Linked DNA regions of Homo sapiens: region 1 is linked to region 2. A link is a loop called in an ENCODE intact Hi-C map of the cell type or tissue named here. Cell type or tissue: IMR-90. All regions are shown on one strand.

Region 1 (5,000 bases), 250 kb after region 2:
GGGGCATTGGCAATGTTCCATGACAATTTTAGTTGTCATAAATGACAGGGGGCAGGGGCGGAGAGTGCTTCTGGCATCTAGTGGGTGAAGGCCAGGGATGCTACTAAACATCCTACAGCACACAGGACAGTCCCCTGGCCCCAGCAAAGAATGATCCAGCACAAGATGTCAATAGTGCTGAGAACCCTGCACTAGAATAAAGAGCTTTGTGCAGTTTTGACAAATGACCAAACTTGTCCACTGATTTCTGCTTCAGTTGACACATCGTGGGAATAAGGGTTGTTACCTCAAAAAAAGCAAATGGGAAAGCACATGATTCCTGGGCACGGTCTTTAGAGAAGAAATCTTGCTGCTCCTCTGGTCATAGCAATGGAAAGTTCCTCAAGCTGTAATGGGACAGCTCTGGGAACTTTGGGTTTGGGTGCATTTCATCAGAAGGTGTGCTCAGGGAATAGCAGTGCACCTAACATTAGTCTAACGCAAGCATCATCCAAAGATCAGAAGGGTACATCTAGTGCAACTGACACCATGTAATTAATCTTGAGGTGGCCAGGCGCGGTGGCTCACGCCTGTAATCCCAGCACTTTGGGAGACCGAGGCAGAAAGATAGCAGGAGGCCAGGAGTTCGAGACCAGCCTGGCCAATATGGCAAACCCTGTCTCTACTAAAAATACATGGTGGCATATGTCTGTAATCCCAGCTACTTGGGAGGCTGAAGCAGGAGAATCACGAATTCAGGAGGCAGAAGTCGCAGTAAGCCAAGATTGTGTGTGTCACTGCACTCCAGCCTAGGCAACAGAGCGAGACTCTGTGTCAAAATAATAATAATAATAATAATAACAATAATAATTAATCTTGAGTCAAACAGAAATGACTTTTGCATCGTGTGTGTACCTACCTCCTCCAGGAGGGCAGCTAATTGAGAATAATGGGGTGTTCCTTCTTGACATGTCTACCACGGATGGAAATTTGAAGGGCAAAACAGAAGTGATTGGAGTTCTGAGCTACAGTTGCTTATAAGCAAAAAAGCACATGTCTGTATTTTAAGATGACTGTGTTTCTCTTCCAATCAACTTTCTTCAAAGCATTAATCACTGAAAACAAGGAAGATGTGCCAGTGGATATGCTTTTATTGTTGTTGTTATCGTTTTAAAGCTACATTTTTTTCTGTTCTGTGAATTGGCAATAAAACAGACATTGACTACCTTGACCCTTATGACATTGCAGATTTGCTTATTTGGCATTCTTCTTGTCCATTTTTTGTTCTTTCCTCCAGAATGCTGTGCTTTTATTGTTAGGCCACCCAGGGACGTCCTTGATCATGCAGGGTGTTGTGACATAGGCTTGTATTCTTGGGACTGCTACCCCTTAAGCCAGGGAAGGACTAGGAAAAGGTCAGGCCAGAGGAAACACAGATGTCAGAGATCTGAAAATTTGTGTGGGGCACTTCAGCTGGGCCAAGGCTGCAGCCTTCACCCTCCTGCATCCTCCTCCTCTTCTGACAAAGCCTTTATGTCTCAATGTCTTTTCAAAGGTACGGCAAAACCCAAGCACATTATCTGAAAGGGAGCCGACCAATGTTCCCTTCTTCCGTCAGGGGTATTGGCAGAGGCCTAGCCAAGTCTTTTCCAGGCCTGTGGGCGTCCTTCAGCATTCAGCAGCTGAGCGCTAATCAATTCCACTATCCTGTCTCCTGAAGGAGCAGAGAATTGGGAGTGGTTCTGAATCAATGTTATTTTTATGGAGTACAAGGGATGTTCCAAAAATGATTATGATTCAGATGTTTCTTACTAACCCACTCCCAAAATGCACTCTTGGGGCAGAAATAAATTAATTTTATGGTATCAAAAAAGATGCTCTGGTTAATAAACTTACTCTGAGTATGCAATCTGTCAGATCAACAATTAGATGATGGTTTAAAGAAGTCATAAAAAAAGAATCTCAAGTCTGAAAGCTCGTGTGCCTTGTGTTAAGTTCGTGCCACTAAGGGGAGGGATAAATGAATGTGGTGTTTGGAGAAAATTAATTTTGTGACTTTACAGACATTCCTACAGCTAAAGCTATTGAAGTTAAAGGGTATGTATAAGGTAATGGTTGAAAGGAATCTGTATATGATGTGACAAGAAAGACACAAAAGCTTAGAACATCTAACACAAAAGTAGAATAATTGCACATACTCAGAAAGCATACATGCATGTTGAAGATGCATGTTGCAAAGATAAATTCTACACTTAAAACAGTCCTGGGCTATGCATGAAATTCCTTCACGAAAAAAAAAAATTCCAACTACCTTTTTGTAGCCATAAAATGTACAAGCCAAAGGGCTAAAGAACTTTGCCACAAACACTTATTAGTTCTAGAATAAAAGTTCATGGTTTAGGAGGTTTCAGTGAAATGATTCGGTCAGAATATATTTCTTTGCAGAAAATGACTACTTACATTGCCAAACTCTTACTATGAATATGGTCAGTCTTTGGAGCCAAAATAAATAAATATAAGATGAGGGTCCACTACAGGAATTCAAACAAATAGGAAAACTTAGCTACTTGAAGTTGACACAGGAAGTCGACAGTTTCACATTCACAAACTAAACAGCCCTAGGAAATGAGAATGTATTATATACCAAAGACAAACACGAAAAAACATTTGCAGAATACCCAGAACAGTCCCCAGCACACAGTTTTGGTTTCCTGTAAAGCTGTCATCATAAACGCAGGAAATCTGGAGGTCTATTCTCCATCTGATTTTTAACATTATGTTTTATGAGAATGTTGCATTTGGCTGTACTTGTATGACTCTAATATGTATAACGGTAGACAAACTATGGCCTGTGAGCCAAGTCCTCCGGCCTGCCGCCTGGTTTTATACAGCCTGCAAGCAGAGTGGTTTTTACATTTTTAAATGGTGAAAAAAAATCAAAAGGAAAATAATATTTCATGACAAATGAAAATTAATTGAAATTAGGATTTCAGTGTCCATGAATAAAGTTTATTTGGAACATAGCCATGCCCAATTGTTTACATATTGTCTGTGGCTGCTTTTGAGCTCAAAGGGCACAGTTGAGTAGTTGTGACAGAGACCGTGTATGTGGCCTTCAAAGCCGAAAATATTTACTGGCTGACCCTTTACAGACAAAGTTTGCCAACCTCTTCTCTAATATGCAAAGGCCAGCAGAATCTGAAAGTGAACACCCAAAAGAACAATATGGAGAAACCAGAAGAGAGAAGAATGCACTCTTCTTGGTGAATCTTCCAAAGTGGCACTTGAGCCTCTCTTACACATCTGCACCGGCTCCCATGCTGTCCGGGCCACATCAGATCAAAGAAGGCAGCCCTCCTCACAAAAACCTCGCTATTCCTTCTGCTACTTGATCTGTGCAAAGCTCAGGTGTGGTTTGCCATTTGATCTGGAGGTTGGAATTAGTTCTTATTTTAGCTGATTTAGGTTACCTAGGTTACACCACAAATCAAAAATAGCTGAAATATCTGTGTAAATGAAAAACAAATGTACAGAGAGAGGGAGCAATCAATTTTCAGAAGATAGAGAAATGTTCTTTTGCATGGAGCCCCCATTGGTAATGAACTCCCTGGTGCTAAATGAAGGGAAGGAGGGAAGGGACTTTTGTGTCTCCCAGCAGGACCTCCAATCAGGCAACAGAATAGAAACTTTTCATTGATTGTAGGCCTTGGCAAAATTGAGGGTTGCCTGTTTGTACTGACACTTTGAAGTTCGATGGGTATTTTGGTAATAAACTCCCTTGTAACTTCACAGTAGTGAGATTATAATAACTTTGGGAGTTATCTCATTATATGTTTTGTGATTTTTTTTTTTGCACACTTTTTTTTTCTTCGAACTCTGATGAAAGTTTAGCTTCAAGGAATCATAAGTTCCAGAGGTTGATGAAACCAGTTATAGACCCTCACTGTTCCAAGTGGGTTCCATGAACGAGCAGCATTGGCGCCTTCTCAGAGCTTGTTAGAAATTCAGAATTTCAGCACCTCCCCCAGACTGGCTGAATCAGAATCTGTGTTTTAACAGGATTCCCAGATTGTCTGAGTATACATTAATTTTTGAGAAGCACTGGTGGAAAAAAGTGCATGAGACTTGGGGTCTTGGGGATCCAGTTCCAGATTGAACTGATGCTAAGTCACTGGTGACCTTGGGCAAATTTCTCACCATCTTTTTGCCTTGGTCATCTTCTCTTTAATGTGCGGCTAAATTCACTGTCTTAGTTCAGGCTGCTATAACAAAATACCATAGAACGGGCTTCTTAAACAACGACAACAAAAAATTATTTCTCATCGTTCGGGAGGCTGTAAGTCCAAGATCAGGGTGCCAACATGACTGGATTCTGGTGAGATCCTTCTTCAGGAGGAAAGAGGGTAAGACAACTTCCTGGGGTTTCTTTTATAAGGGCACACGTCTCATTCATGAGGTCTCTACCCTCATGACCTAATTTCCTCCCAAAGGCCCTACCTGCTAATACCATCACATTGGATGTTAGGATTTCAATATGTGAATTTGGGAGGGACATAAATATTCAGTTCATTAAAATCACCTTCCCCTACTTTTTGAACAATACTCTCGTCAAATGAGACAATAAGCATAAAACTGCTTGAAAAATTATTACCTCCACTGTGGTTGTGAGATATTAGGAATGGTAATGGCTAATATCTACAGAACCTCAACCATGAGTCTTGCTCTGTGCCGACTTCTGAAGATGAACTTTCCTTTCAGTCTCACTAAAACTCTCTGATGAGAGTAGTAACATCAGTTTTACCATACACGTGGAGAAACAGCCATTGAGAAATTAAGTGCCTCACCCAAGGTGACATATCTAGTTAGTTGTAAAACTGGAAATAGAGCCCCAAAGCCATGTCCTCATCCCCACACCATGCTGCCTCCAAAATACAATGTTGAAGAATGGCAACAAATACTGTTATTATCACAGATGCTAGTCTAAACACCACTACACAGTGAGGACAAAGGCATAACATATT
Region 2 (5,000 bases):
TCTGTCTCTTGTCAGTGATTTTCAGAGAACCTTCAGAGGGCAAAGAGGAAGTTTTCCCATGGCTCCGACCCTGTGAAAAGAATGCACTGGAGACAGTGCTTGTTCGGGGCGCTCCGCTGGCTTCTTGGACAATTGCGCCATGTGTGCTGCTCGGCCAGCGGCGGCGGCGGCCCAGTCGGTGTATGCCTTCTCGGCGCGCCCGCTGGCCGGCGGGGAGCCTGTGAGCCTGGGCTCCCTGCGGTGCAAGGTACTACTTATAGAGAATGTGGCGTCCCTCTGAGGCTCCACGGTCCGGGACTACACCCAGATGAACGAGCTGCAGCGGCGCCTCGGACCCCGGGGCCTGGTGGTGCTCGGCTTCCCGTGCAACCAGTTTGGGCATCAGGAGAACGCCAAGAACGAAGAGATTCTGAATTCCCTCAAGTACGTCCGACCTGGTGGTGGGTTCGAGCCCAACTTCATGCTCTTCGAGAAGGGCGAGGTGAACGGTGCGGGGGCGCACACTCTCTTTGCCTTCCTGCGGGAGGCCCTGCCAGCCCCCAGCGACGACGCCACTGCGCTTATGACCGACCCCAAGCTCATCACCTGGTCTCCGGTGTGTCGCAACGATGTTGCCTAGAACTTTGAGAAGTTCCTGGTGGGCCCTGACGGTGTGCCCCTACGCAGGTACAGCCGCCGCTTCCAGACCATTGACATCGAGCCTGACATCGAAGCCCTGCTGTCTCAAGGGCCCAGCTGTGCCTAGGGCGCCCCTCCTACCCCGGCTGCTTGGCAGTTGCAGTGCTGCTCTCTGGGGGGTTTTCATCTATGAGGGTGTTTCCTCTAAACCTACAAGGGAGGAACACCTGATCTTCCAGAAAATACCCCCTCGAGATGGGCGCCGGTCCTGTCCATCCCAGTCTCTGCCAGACCAAGGCGAGTTTCCCCACTAATAAAGTGCTGGGTGTCAGCAGAAAAAAAAAAAAGAAAAGAATGCACTGGAGCAAAGAAACCAGAAGATAGCTTAGAAGAAACTATTGTAACGGTCCAGGCAGGACTTACTGAAGGTCAGAATTAAGGCAATAGCAATGAGAATAGAGAAGTCAAGATCGTTTCAAGCAATGCTAAGGAGATGGAATCTACAAGACTCCATTGATTCCATAAGGCCCCAGTGACTGATTGACGGTAGAGTTGGGTACCCAAAGTTAGGTTTCTGACTTGAAGGGAACATTGGAGAGGGGACAGGTGTTGAGTTGAAATGTTGCTGAAATGCTTGTGGGATTACCTGTGCTTCTGAAATGTTGTTTAAAGTGTTTGTGGGATTACTAAGAAGCACGAGTAGATCAAGTTAATATTCAGAAACTGTTTATCACATGCTGGGCTATGGGATCAATTTACTGGACTGAACTTCATACATTAAAGTTCCTTATTATTCCCTCTATCATGTAATTTAGAGAGCAAGGAGAGAACAAAGACACAGGTCAAAAAGCTTCTTTAAAATCTCACTTACTCTCCTTCTCTACTTCCATTTACCCTGAGAATAAAGAAGAATAAAGGGGTGGGAAAGGCCTATCCTCATTCCTCTTGCTCTTTCCACAGAGGACAATGAGGCAGGACTGAGCAGTGTCTTCATCCCTCACGGAATTCCAAGGTGGATGCCATCTGTGAAGCGACTTCGTGTTGGCCTGAACTTGCTAGGAGCTTTTAGCCACTCATTTGGTTGTAATCCAACACATGACGTAATAGTCGGCCGTCTGGATTAATCAGTCCCAGCTGTTGGACGCTCTGCTCTGTGTGGGGGTTCAAGCCTCTCCATCTGTTCCTGGGGCCTCTCCACTTATCCCTTCTCTGCTTGAGCCTCCAGCCATGACAGATGGCTCTTTCTCAGTATTACAGATAATTTTTCTCTGATCAGTGTCTCAGCTCCAATTTGTGCTTAACATTTTTAACTGCCCCTCATCACTGCCATCACCTTAGGCATTTATGGAGATTTATACTACATATGCATATGTATGTGTCTGCATGCATATAATGACCCGCACACACATTCATAATTTCATTCTGTTTACCATTCGCACACAACAACTAGCATTGTGGTCATGCTGGTTGCCCCTCCCTTACTGGGTTATTTCTTTTGGAGAATCTATCTAGATGATCTTACTCACTGGAAAGGCGTGATACGAAGGCGACTCAGCTGGGTGAAAACGTGGTTGGAGCATAAGAGTCCCAGCATCAAACAGTAATAGAAACAGCAGTAGCAGCAGTGTATTTCCACAGCACTCTTAAACTCGGCTTGGATTCTCTACAATGGCTGTGGGTAGAAAAAATAGCAGGGCCTCTGACGAGTTGTGGATCAACTCCAAAACCCCTCTCCACCACATTTATGAGTACTTGAAACCACAAAAGTTATAATCTCCCAGTCCCAAGGGCCTATTCTATATCCTGCTGCTCCAGCCAGGCAGCTTCATTTTTGGCTCTGAGAACCACATCTCTGTAATTACAAAACTTGAGTTCAAACAATGTGGGGATTTTCGGGAGTGGTTGAGAAAGACTGTCAATAGAGAGACTGCACATGGCAGCTGTAGCCCAAGCCAGGGAATATTCTCATCAGCAAACCACAGAACAGGCTTTGGAACAATGTCTTTTACCACACCTGCTATCCCAGTCATCTTCACACGTGAAAGGATAAAATTTACACAGATGTTTCATTTCCTCCAGGGAATATTTCAAAGCAATGATAGTTTTCATTTATTATTTTATGTCTAATTATTAGCACTGTTCTTTTTTTTTTCTTTTTTTGGCCAATGATGATAGTAGTGGTTTCCTTTAAGACTGGATATCTAAAATAGTCTACTTTATTTCCCTTAGCAATCTTTATGTTTCATATATTTGATACAAATAATACTATTGCAGTGGTGGTCAACCAGGGTTGATTTTGCCCTCCAGGGGACATCTGGCAATATCTGGAGACATTTTGGTTGACACAACTTCTGTGGGAGTGGAGGTGCTCCTGGTATCTAGCAGGTGGAGGCCAGGGAAGCTGAAAACTGGATTATTTGTTAATTATGCCACTGCTATGCTGTCAGTAAATCTGACGAATGCTGTTCCGTGAAAAGGAGAGCTCAAGGGTGTGGAATTCCAGGTGCCAGGCAAGCCTTCTTCCAGAATATTTTGACCTGGATGAAGGCTCACCCCAGAAACCAAAAAATTTTACTTTGATCTTGACTAAATTCTGGGGACCAGCCAGAATATAGGGGCTGGCATGTGATTGTGATGGGATTGTTTGCCCTGCCAGACAATGTAAGTTGGATCTATTTTTGGTGGATGTCTTGGGGCCTGGTGTCTTTTTCTTCCTCTTCAGTGCTTTTCTCAAGACTAAGGATTTTCTTAACCTATAGTCTCTTGTACAGCTAATCATATACTCTTTAAGAAGCAAACAAAATTGATGTGCATAAATCAAGTGCAAAATTGATTTAAGATTGATTTCTTTGGTTTAAAAAAAATGAGAGTGGCCGAGCATGGTGGCTCATGCCTGTAATCCCAGCACTTCGGGAGGCTGAGGCGGGTGGATTGCCTGAGCTCAGGAGTTTGAGATCAGCCTAGGGAATGTGGCAAAACCCCATCTTTACCAAAAATACAAAAAATTAGCCGGGCATGATGGCACATGCCTGTGGTCACAGCTACTCAGGAAGCTGAGTTAGGAGGATCACTTGGGCCTGGGAGGTGGAGGTTACAGTGAGCGGAGATCGCACCACTGCACTCCAGCCTGGGCAACAGAGCGGGACCCTGTCTGGAAAAAAAAATAATAATAAGAGTGGCAAATACTTGACGTGGGAGGCATGCATGACCCTGCAAAGATTTTTACCAGGTCTGCCCACCTTCTTTTTCTATTAAGCCATAAAACTTCTGAAGCCAGTCTTGCCCACAATATTCTATTTTCTAGAATCTGCAGAGTCAGAGTTCAATGAAGGATTTTTTTTAATTGTAAACCAAACTAAAAATAACCTAAAAACTTACCTTTTTGAGAGTGATGCTTCCAGACTGCAACATTATATAAGGATGATCTCTCCATCTTCTCATCCCCAGATGTCCTGCTGCTCCTAATGATAGAATACAGAGAGGCGTACCCTATTTAGGTGGGCATGTGATGTTCTTTCAGCAGATGCCCAAAGAAAAGAACCAGTGCTCTTTGTTTTGTCTCTGGTCAGCTTCTAGTACTTTTTCTAGTTCTCCGTAAGTAATAGAATTTCTTTACGAACATTGTTAAACTAAAGCTGCTAATATTTTTAAGTGGGATAATTGTGTTATGGTTACGTTTTCAAAAATCTTCTTCATTTTTAGAGATAAATGCTTAACTATTTATGAATAGAACAATCCAATGTCTGGAAAGTAATTCAAAATAACTCAGAGGGGCTGGGCACAGTGGCTCATGCCTGTAATCCCAGCACTTTGGGAGGCTGAGGCAGGGGGATCGCTTGAGCCCAGGAGTTGGAGATCAGCCTGGGCAACATGGTGAAACCCTGTCTCTACAAAAAAATACAAAAATTAGCCAGGTATGGTGGTGCATGCCTGTGGTCCCAGCTACTTGGGTGGCTGAGGCAGGAGGATCGCTTGAACCTGGGAGGCTGAGGCTGCAGTTAGCCAGGTTCATGCCACTGCATTCCAGCCTGGGCAACAAAGCAAGATCCTGTCTCAAAACAAAACAAAACAAAAACAAACAAACAAGCAAAAAACCAAAATAGTTCAGAGGGAAGGGTATGAATGAAATGAAGTTAACCATGAGTTGATATTTGTTTTAACCTGGTGATAAATACATGCTGGTGTATGTATGCTGATAGGAATGATCCAGTTTAGCTGGAGCAATTGATGACCAAGAAGAGAGAAGAAATAGCCTAAGAGGCAAACATTTAATGATGTCATGTGAGGACAGGTGGATTTCAGAGACTAAAGCCTCTTAAGTAATCACTTAAACTTGGAGTTTGAATTTTGAGCATGCTGAAAGCATTCACCCTCCACTCTGG

The links. Hi-C counts contacts between places; a loop is a spot of excess contacts. Peaks named below come from ENCODE experiments on the same cell type or tissue, not always from the same donor. Only the 100,000 strongest peaks of a DNase experiment are listed, where the experiment ranks them.
Region 1: a loop joins it to region 2, with 2.4 times the contacts of the local background. A loop is called at or near these places in 3 of 110 quality-filtered maps.

Annotation. Positions count from the first base shown.
Region 1 is chrX:13,121,742-13,126,741 of GRCh38, reverse strand. No RefSeq gene overlaps it. Among named protein-coding and RNA genes, the nearest start is that of FAM9C, 80 kb to the right of the region's middle. In IMR-90, no CTCF peak of the experiment used is centred here; a DNase peak (open chromatin) is centred at 2,511; H3K27ac peaks cover 1,665 bases.
Region 2 is chrX:13,374,480-13,379,479 of GRCh38, reverse strand. It overlaps the pseudogene GPX1P1. Among named protein-coding and RNA genes, the nearest start is that of LINC01203, 42 kb to the right of the region's middle. In IMR-90, no CTCF peak of the experiment used is centred here; DNase peaks (open chromatin) are centred at 1,719 and 2,419; H3K27ac peaks cover 2,776 bases.